Regions from separate parts of the Homo sapiens genome. Here region 2 is linked to region 1. Evidence: chromatin contacts called from ENCODE Hi-C or POLR2A ChIA-PET data. All regions are on one chromosome and are shown on one strand. Each heading gives the region's core, a stretch centred on a gene start or an enhancer-like site at or near the end of the contact. The rest is flanking DNA. Distances are from core to core; before and after follow the strand shown. Region 1 overlaps LINC03069 (long intergenic non-protein coding RNA 3069). Region 2 has its middle 9.7 kb from the start of LINC03069.

What was found. Hi-C counts contacts between places; a loop is a spot of excess contacts on that map. ChIA-PET counts read pairs that join two places held with the same protein, here RNA polymerase II (POLR2A). Pooled maps may share reads with other maps.
Region 2: a loop to region 1 is called in a map of heart left ventricle, with 2.7 times the contacts of the local background. The contact joins two enhancer-like sites. A Hi-C loop is called at or near these places in 1 of 168 maps with a recorded cell type or tissue (heart left ventricle) and 5 of 50 pooled maps. POLR2A ChIA-PET finds 5 or more read pairs at or near these places in 3 of 52 experiments (AG04450, HEK293 and OCI-LY7).

Annotation. Positions count from the first base shown.
Region 1 is chr18:56,159,681-56,163,873 of GRCh38, reverse strand. The region is part of intron 3 of LINC03069 (long intergenic non-protein coding RNA 3069); the gene reads left to right. Among named protein-coding and RNA genes, the nearest start is that of LINC01539, 24 kb to the right of the region's middle. Within about 2 kb of position 2,078, at least 2 of the 41 ENCODE cell types and tissues checked have a DNase peak (open chromatin) inside an H3K27ac peak, as active enhancers do.
Region 2 is chr18:56,198,706-56,203,255 of GRCh38, reverse strand. No RefSeq gene overlaps it. Among named protein-coding and RNA genes, the nearest start is that of LINC03069, 9.7 kb to the right of the region's middle. Within about 2 kb of position 2,500, at least 3 of the 41 ENCODE cell types and tissues checked have a DNase peak (open chromatin) inside an H3K27ac peak, as active enhancers do.

The sequences.
Region 1 (4,193 bases), core at 829-3,328:
GTGCAGTGGCGCGATCTCGGCTCACTGCAACCTCCGATTTACGGGTTCATGCCATTCTCCTGCCTCAGCCTCCCAAGTAGCTGGGACTACAGGCGCCCATCACCATGCCTGGCTAATTTTTATACTTTAGTAGAGATGGGGTTTCATCATGTTAGCCAGGATGGTCTCCATCTCCTGACCTCATGATCCACCTGCCTCGGCCTCCCAAAGTGCTGGAATAACAGGTGTGAGCCACCACGCCCAGCTGGAATTTTCTTAGAATTCTTCACTACCCTTAAGAGGAACTTTCTTTTATGTGTTATATAGTTTGTTTTTATGACATTTAAATATTTTATCAATTTGTATATTCGCATGTATATAGCATAAGATAGTATCTAATAACTGTGTGATTGCTTCGATTTCTCTTACTATCATCTTTCAATGGCAAAGTCCGCAATTACTTTTCCACCATCCTAATACAGTGCTTTAGGTTTGGTCTTGCCAAGTGCTCAGAAAATGATCTTTCAGAGTAGTTCTCCTTGTGGACTTTTTCTCCATTTATGAACTTGGGTCAGCAATTTCCCCTTGAGTGTCTATTTAACTAAGCACCTATTGAAATAACCTTATGTGGCATGTTCATTTCTTCTCTTGCTACTTGATGGTGTGTTTGTGCTTTTTGTGTTTGTTTTTATTTTTAGAAATCATTCCAGGGGGAAAAAAAAAGGTGCTGCTTTATCCCAGCAGATATCAGAAGAACAAAGTGTTTCTAAAAACAGCCTTTGCGCTGGTGACTGCTTTGTGAAGAAATTTCATAACCAAAGGCCTGTTAACAGGACTGATTATTTAAGACAACTGTGGTTCCTGTGTAGATTTCTTGTGCAATGTGTGAACCACACTACTAATTTACTCTTTGACCAAATGCTCCTGCTTCATAATATGCCGTACTCCCCTAAAGCTTTGGAAAACAGCTTTGAGCTTCTCACTTCTTTAGTAAAGAACTTCTCAGTTGATTTCAAGTGAAATGCCAACAGTCTCACTTTTTTCAAACACGCTTCACAGCCATGGCTGTATATCCACTTTAAAAGTGTATGTTTTGTGGGTGGGGGTGCGGTGTGCTTTGAGCAGTTGTCAGATGTTTTATTTTTGGAAAATTCTAAATAGCATTTTGAAAGATAATTAAGGGTTGCTCAAGTTTCTTTCAGAATTGAAAAAGATATATTTTACCTCCTTTGTGAATTTTTACACTCAATACTTCACTTGTCACCTCCTCCATTTTATAAATCTTTTAATTAATACTGTTTATTCTCCTCTCAGTCTGGCCTGAGTCGTGTTTTTATGATCATATTATTAGGAAGTGATAACATGTGTGGGTTTTTTTTTTTTTTCTGTATCTGGGCTTGCCAATCACTATGGAAACAAGCAAATATTTACATAGTCCAGATACTGATTAATAACTACTGGTTATTTTGACATTATAAAGTTACTGTTTGAATGTAAAGAATTTCTCCTGAATAGTAAAGCAGTCTATTATAATTTATTTACATTTGTAATTTTCCCATCAGAAATTAATACAGTTACTAAAGCTCTATCAAATTATAGCAATTTCTGAAAGAGCCATTTTTGCCAACATATGACTCAAAATGTTAAAACATGCTAGATGTGTAAAAATGGTTGTTTTAAATTTTAACAGGGACAACTTACGTAAAAGAAAAAATTTCACCTGACATTAGTGATACAGATACATCGCTTAAGATAGTATCAGCACGACGCTACATACTAAATGTTGAATCTTAAAAGGACTCATTAAAGAGATATTTTATTAGGCCCTCAAAGAAATATTTAGCAAGAAATGTAAGCCCTGGAATTTAACCTCTGGGGGCACTTGGTAATTCCCTCTGAGAACAATATTCCCCCACTCTTTCTCTCACTCTCCATTTGGAATGTTTTTTTTCCTAGGAAGATTTTTTTTTTAACCTTTTTTTTTTCAGCCTTGGATCCAAAAAGTTGTACTTTGTATTGTAGAACAGTGGTTCTTAAACTTGAAAGTGCATCAGTATTACCCAGGGGGTTGGGCTCCACTTCCCGGAGTCTGTGATTCAGTAGGTTTGAGTGTGGCCACAAACAGAATCTGTATTTGTAACAAAGGTGACACTGCTGGCCCAGGCACTGAACTTTAAGAAACCCTGCCTGAGAGTCTTTTTCTTATTGTTACCTAAGTTGGGAAGTTTTTATAGACATTGCAGAACGTTTTGAAACAAACCTTAAAAATATGATGCAGCATATTTTGTAGCAGAGATAGAGCTTCCTGAAACCAAACAATATGGATTTATTATTCCTGCAAAGCTGGAAAGTGGTACTCTATGGGTCAGGATCCCAATAATAGCCATCATCTCTTCAAGAAAAGTGTTTCTCAAAAACTCTGTAAGAATCTCACCTTATTAATCAACTCTTAACATCAATTGTACTCCTATCAAATAAGTCTAAAATTAAATGGTGTGTGGGTTGGTCAAATGTAGGTGAATCTATGGAGACTATTTTACATTTTTCATTAATGTAGCCTCACAGTCTTCAAAAAGACTGATTAGTTTACCATATTACCTATTTCTATAGAATTGAATATGAATCTTTGCATCTCATCTTAGGCAGCAAAATCGATGGTGTAGGAAATCTTGGAGCAGCATATTCTACTAAGAAAATACTAAAATTTGAAGTCAGAACAGCTGGATGATTCTTGGTTCTGCCTTTCACTTGTTATAAGATCTTGGACGCGCTCCTTATTTTCTCTAGATCTTAATATCCTCACCTCTAAAGTGGGGCTAGTAATATTTACTTGATTGAGTCAGCAAATATTTTTTGAATGTCATCCATGCACTGGGCTCTGCTGTGGTGATGTTCAAAAGATTATGCCATGTTTTTCCTCTTTCAAGGCATTTATAGCATTATTTTACTGAATAAATGACAGCAAGGGTGTGAAGAACTTAGTAAACTATAAATGCCTAATGTAAAATCTTATTGTTCCTTGCATAGTAGCTGGCCTTGATCATGGATTAAATGAGCCTCATCTACTCTTGGAAAGAAGACAGGGTAACTCCATGCTAAATGGAATCCTGCCCTGAGAAAAGTTACTACCATTGATTTTGGCATCAGACTAGTGAGTTGCAATTACAACAGGTATTTTTCCTCAGAATACTTTTGATCTCTGGAGAATTCAACTTATATTTTCATTTCAAGAAAATATTGATTTAGCTGCAAACCAGGGAATCTAAAAGGGATGGTCAGAATACTTGCTCAATGAACAGCATTCAGGTTTGTGATGTAAAAAATAATTTTAATAAAGTTTAAGAGAAAAAAAACACTCCTTTTAAAGTTTTTTGGCATCAAATGATTTGTTGCCTTAAGACAAATAGTTGTTTTGGTTTGTTTTGCTTTGTTTTTTAATGAATAGAACTCTTTTAACACTCCAGCTCAGAATAGATAGTAGATTTCTTCCTATCTAAGGAAGTTAGGCACTGTTAGCATTGAAGGCTGCGGGCTTCAATGTTATCGGATTTTGTTCTGATAAAGCAATTTCAGTCTCAAATGGAACGTGTCATTTCTTCTTTATTAAATTTCCCAGTTATTCTTTCACCTCAGGTTTTTACGTTGCCTCCTATTTATTTCTGGACTTACTCACTCAAAATATGGGAAGGCACAGGGGTTTATATGAAGTCCCATACAACCTACAGTTGTCAGAAACCAACAGGAACTGACAGAACTCACAATCAAAATGGCTCCTATTGGCAAACTAGGGTAAAGCTCCGAGGGAGAATTTACATCATCAGAAGACAAATAGCACAAACGTGTCACCACGTCTTTAAGTCAGTCTTCATTTCAGTGTATGTTCAGAAGGGAATGATGCAAACATGGCGTTGCTTCTTCAACATTTCCTGCTAGGTGCCCATTGTCTTCCTGTGAAACACCAAGCAACTTACAACCGGAAAGAGAAAACTGGTTGAACTACTGGTCCATTGTGCTCCAGGTTTTGAAACAGTCCAGTTGTTTCTGTATTACTTTGCAATATGTATTTTCCTTAAGATTCAGTTTACAAAGTTCAATATCTATTCTATTTTAAACTATCTGGTCCTTTCACCTTTGCCCATACTACTTACTACATGTCCCCAACTCTGCCATCACAGTCAACTTTTTAAAATGTTTTTATTTCCATAGGTTATTGG
Region 2 (4,550 bases), core at 1,251-3,750, 39 kb before region 1:
GGCCCAGTTGGCTATGCTGAAGTAGATACATAAGTTAATGCTCTTACCTCTGTAGCAATATTCCCCTAGCACCTTATTTATGTTGACTCTGGCATGTCAGCTTATAAAACCAAAGAACCTTTGCAATAAAATAATCTTGCAGAGGTCAGCCATACCTGTAACACTGGTCCTTTTTCACAACTTTTAGAATGTCCACCATCTCAAAGAACATTAGCATTCTGTAACACAGACTCCTGGGTCACGTCGATTCATCTTATTTCATTCTCTTCCAAAAGAAATAGAACATGGGTTGGCATAAGGTGGATGTCGAATGTTTATGTAATGACATAGTTATTTTAAGATTCCTGACTAGGAAGCAGCTTGTTGCTGCTAAAAAGCTTAAAAGAACACCCCAACCTGCCAGGACAGTCTATTAACAAAATGTCATTTTAGTATGCATGATGTCTGTGTGTGTACCTTTAATTACTGAAGTCACAATTTATTAATAGGTTTGTTTAGCCACATGTTCTGGACAGGTCCCAGTTGGAATGAGTGCATTTTTCCTGCTGAAATTATCCCAGTTCCAGCCTACTGAAAGCAGAATAATCAGCTAATCCTGATTTTTTTTGTGGTCCACTCAGATAACCAGTAAATGTTTAACAGATTATGAACTGAGGGTCCACTAATAAACATGTATTTTCTACAACAGTGATTCCACATAGTAGGTAATGCATATTTATTGATTTGTTTTGAATTCTGACCTGATTCATTGGTAATTCATCACTTGTATAATTATGGCATTGTACGCTAATAATAGTACAATATTTTAAGTGTTGAGTATGTGTCAGACACTATCCGAAGTGTTTTTCATGTATTATCTCATCTGATCCTCACAAACTTATCAGATGGTTTATGTACTATTATTATCCTCTGTTTAAAGACAAGGAAACTGAGGCACAGAGGGATTAAATGACAGTACCATGGGCACTGACAATGCCTCTGCCTTGCCTGATGTAATTTAGCAATGAAAACTCAATTCAAATTGCACTGCAGTCTCATCATAAGGAACTTTATTCTTCCTTTCCAGTAGCTATAGAGAGAGGTAGGTTTGAAGAAACAGGAATGAAATGAGCAGGAAAGGTGACATACGACTAAAGAAGTTTATGAACTCTTCTTATGTACTCTCTCTGAGAGGATACAGGCTGATAAACTTATACGTGTACAGATGTGTATATGTATACTTATACATATATTCAGTGTTCATAATACTTATACGCACATGCAAGTGTATTGATGTTACAGATTGTGTGTGTATTGATGTTACAGATTATGTGTGTGTATGTGTATGTGTACACCAATCCACTTGCAAGTGTGTATAGGTATTATAAATACACAAAAAGCCCTGCCAAAAATAGGAAAATATTTAAAGATTATAAAACTTTCCCTAAATAAAGGAGGCTGGCCCTTAGTAAGCCAAATGTAGGATTCTAAGGGTTTGTAATCAAAACAAATGAGACTCACTCAAACGTCCTTGAGAAAGCTTCAGACATTGGGACCTTGGTTTTATGCCTCCATGAAGCTGGCCTGGAGGTATCTATGGTCTCTTTCAACTGTGACATTTTTGTGAATTTATAACTACAAGGGAAATTGAGAACAGCATACCACCTTTACCTGGGGAGGGAGTGTTTGCATTGCTTTTCTAAAGCAAAGTCTATGACTTTGGTGGCTCTGGAGAGCTCTAGATATTTTTTCCACTTTGAAAAAGCTGAAAGAGTTACCTCTTCAGCTTTTTGGCAACACCTGTTTCTATATATGGGACACCTACCAATGCTATTTGTATATGGAGACATGGTTTTTATGTCTGTACTGTGTGTGCTCCAACCAGCATCCTTTGCCTATCGCTGCTACTTGTGTATTGCAGTCACCCTCTCTTCAGCTTTAGTTAGTCCTATATTCCATCATTGTCTGCACAGTGGCCTTGTCACAGCCCACCAAGCACTGAGGATCCCCTTCTGGTGTCACAAGTGACTGGATTATTTCGCCTTAAATATTATTCATGTAGCTGCCTCCATGGTAGGGGAGAGGGGGCACCTACTGAGAGTCAACTGTATCTTCTACATTTCTCTGTCCAAAATTCTTGGTAGAAATTGACTTGACTCAACTGCCTCTGAAAAGAAGGAACAGAAAGCCCATCTATCTATGCTATTTGCTTTGGTAGTATTAGGTATCAGTACTGTTACTTAGTTTAAAAGTTCCCAAAAACATTAATGCCAAATTGTTAGGCCATGAAAGCCTGAGAGAATGAATATGTTCAACCACCAGCCCTCATAAATGCTCAAAATAATAACATTGTGCTCTAATCTCTAATTTTTGCATGAGCTTCCATAGCAAAACTTCTTCAAGTTCTTTTCAAACCCTGCTTTCAGTTCTTTGACTAACCCTCTGGGGTCTCTTGGATTAAATGAAAAATAAACAGCACAGAGTAAAATCATACACACTGGAATCCAAGTGCTTCCTGTGAACAAGGATTAATTCTGTTGAATTGCTCACAGGACTACTACAGTTCTGTTGTTCTTTGAAAATAAACAGGCTGCAGTGAGCTATGATGGCACCACTACATTCCAGCCTGGACAACAGAGCAAAACCCTGTCTCAAAAAAATAAATAAACAAATAAATATGTTATGTGGAAGCAAGAGATCTGGAAGCATTGTCGGAAGTATTGAAGTGTAGCCTAGGAAGCAGTGAGAGGTCAGCTCAAGATTGACTCATCTTTCTCAGGCTACATTCCTCTAGGCTGAGAGCAGACCTAAGAGGAAAACACAATTGCATGTTTGCTTTTGGAACACAGATGGACAACATATAGCCATATGTCTTTATTAGCAGCCATTGTGAAGCAGCTGGAAGTGGAGCCAGGAAAGACTGTCATTACATTTCATTACCTGTCCTAGGACAGGGTATATGATTCTGGCACAAGTGCACGGCTTGGAAAGAGATGTCAGAGATAGACATTACATGAGTGTGTGGTCAGCCCTTCTGACATGGAAACTTTATTCCTTTCTCTAGATTTGGGAAGGGCATTAATCAAGATCTTGGTGGGAGAAACTGCTGCTGTTTACCAAAGCACCCTCTGCGCTGGTCCTGTTTCCTGTTATTGGGTCATGTTCTGCAATTCATATTTTATTGTTTAAGCTGAGGCAGGGCCAGGGCAGTCACGGTGTGACTTTTTCACTAGGCGTCTCATTGTGATTATTTTCCTGTTCTGATAAGGAAGTTGAACCTGAGGCAAATGTCTGGCTGCTCTATAGATTCCCAGCTTCCATGGGATATCCCTGGAATTAATGGTAAAGAAGCAGTGGGCATTGAGAGTTACCACTGACCCCCTTGCAGCTGTCATCATGAATTGGCTCTTCTCTTTTCACCCTGATGGTGGGACATAGGTGGGCGTGAGTTTACTGGGCACATGGTCAGAATGAGCGTGGGGCTCGCCCAGTACAATATTATAAAGTTTCTCCTTTGTTTCCTCATCCTCTAATTTTAGAACTCCCAGCTTCCAGGCCCACACAGTTTTGCTGATCACGAATGAAATCTTGAAGAACATCCATCTCTTGTGTGAGTAGGAAGAGAATTTATTAAAAGTTATTCATGTCAAAGTGCTAGTAATTTTAGTCCTTTTCAGGAGCATTTAAATTTTTGAGGAGGCTATCAGGAAAGGGCAATGATGATTGCAAAGGATCATTCAGTAGTGATCAAATTTTAGGCCCTGCAAAGAGAGAGAATGTTTATTCAGAATAGGTCCCACCCTGATTAGATGGCTAACTGCTTTGCTTACAAAACCAATCATGAAGTATAGGACTGAGAATTGTCTTTTCTTAATTTTGTACTTTTCATCTCCCTTTTTATTTATACTTCACAGCCACATTTCTGCTCTACTTAAAAAAAAAAAACATAACAAACAAACAAAAACTGGAAGCCAACAATGGAAAAGAGGGACCAGGAAGACAAGAAGTGAACATCTTAAAGAAAGATATTAAGTGTCTAAAGGCATGAAGATGACTTGTGTTTATTTGGGAATAATCTAGATGCTTTGCACCTGGAGCAGAAAGAACACAATTAATGGTGAAGGACTTGTCCAAATGATGAGAAAAAATTCACAATGTGGGCCCACTCTACATCTCTGAAAGGAAGAAGTCAGCAAACATCCCTAAGGGCCTACCTTTCAGCTATTTGTTTCACTTACTCCACTTAAAAATTTCCAAGGGACATGAACAGAGACAAGATCTATTTTGAAAGTGCAATTTACACTCTCAAGGTGTCCTATGTTAGCTAGCACGTTAGTGAAAAATAAGCCAACCGGTAGGAAAGAAGATGACAATGAAACAAGGGAGAGTGTGGGCATAGATATTAATATTAAATGGGTCAGGTTAAAGTTAAATTAATTCACTGTCTTTTATGCTGTATGTTAAACTGGCAATCCATGAAAGTTAGATGCACAGAAATAATGTTCAGTCTTTCATTCAAAGTTTCCACAGCATTTCATCTAGGTAAAGACGTTACACCTAATATATGAACT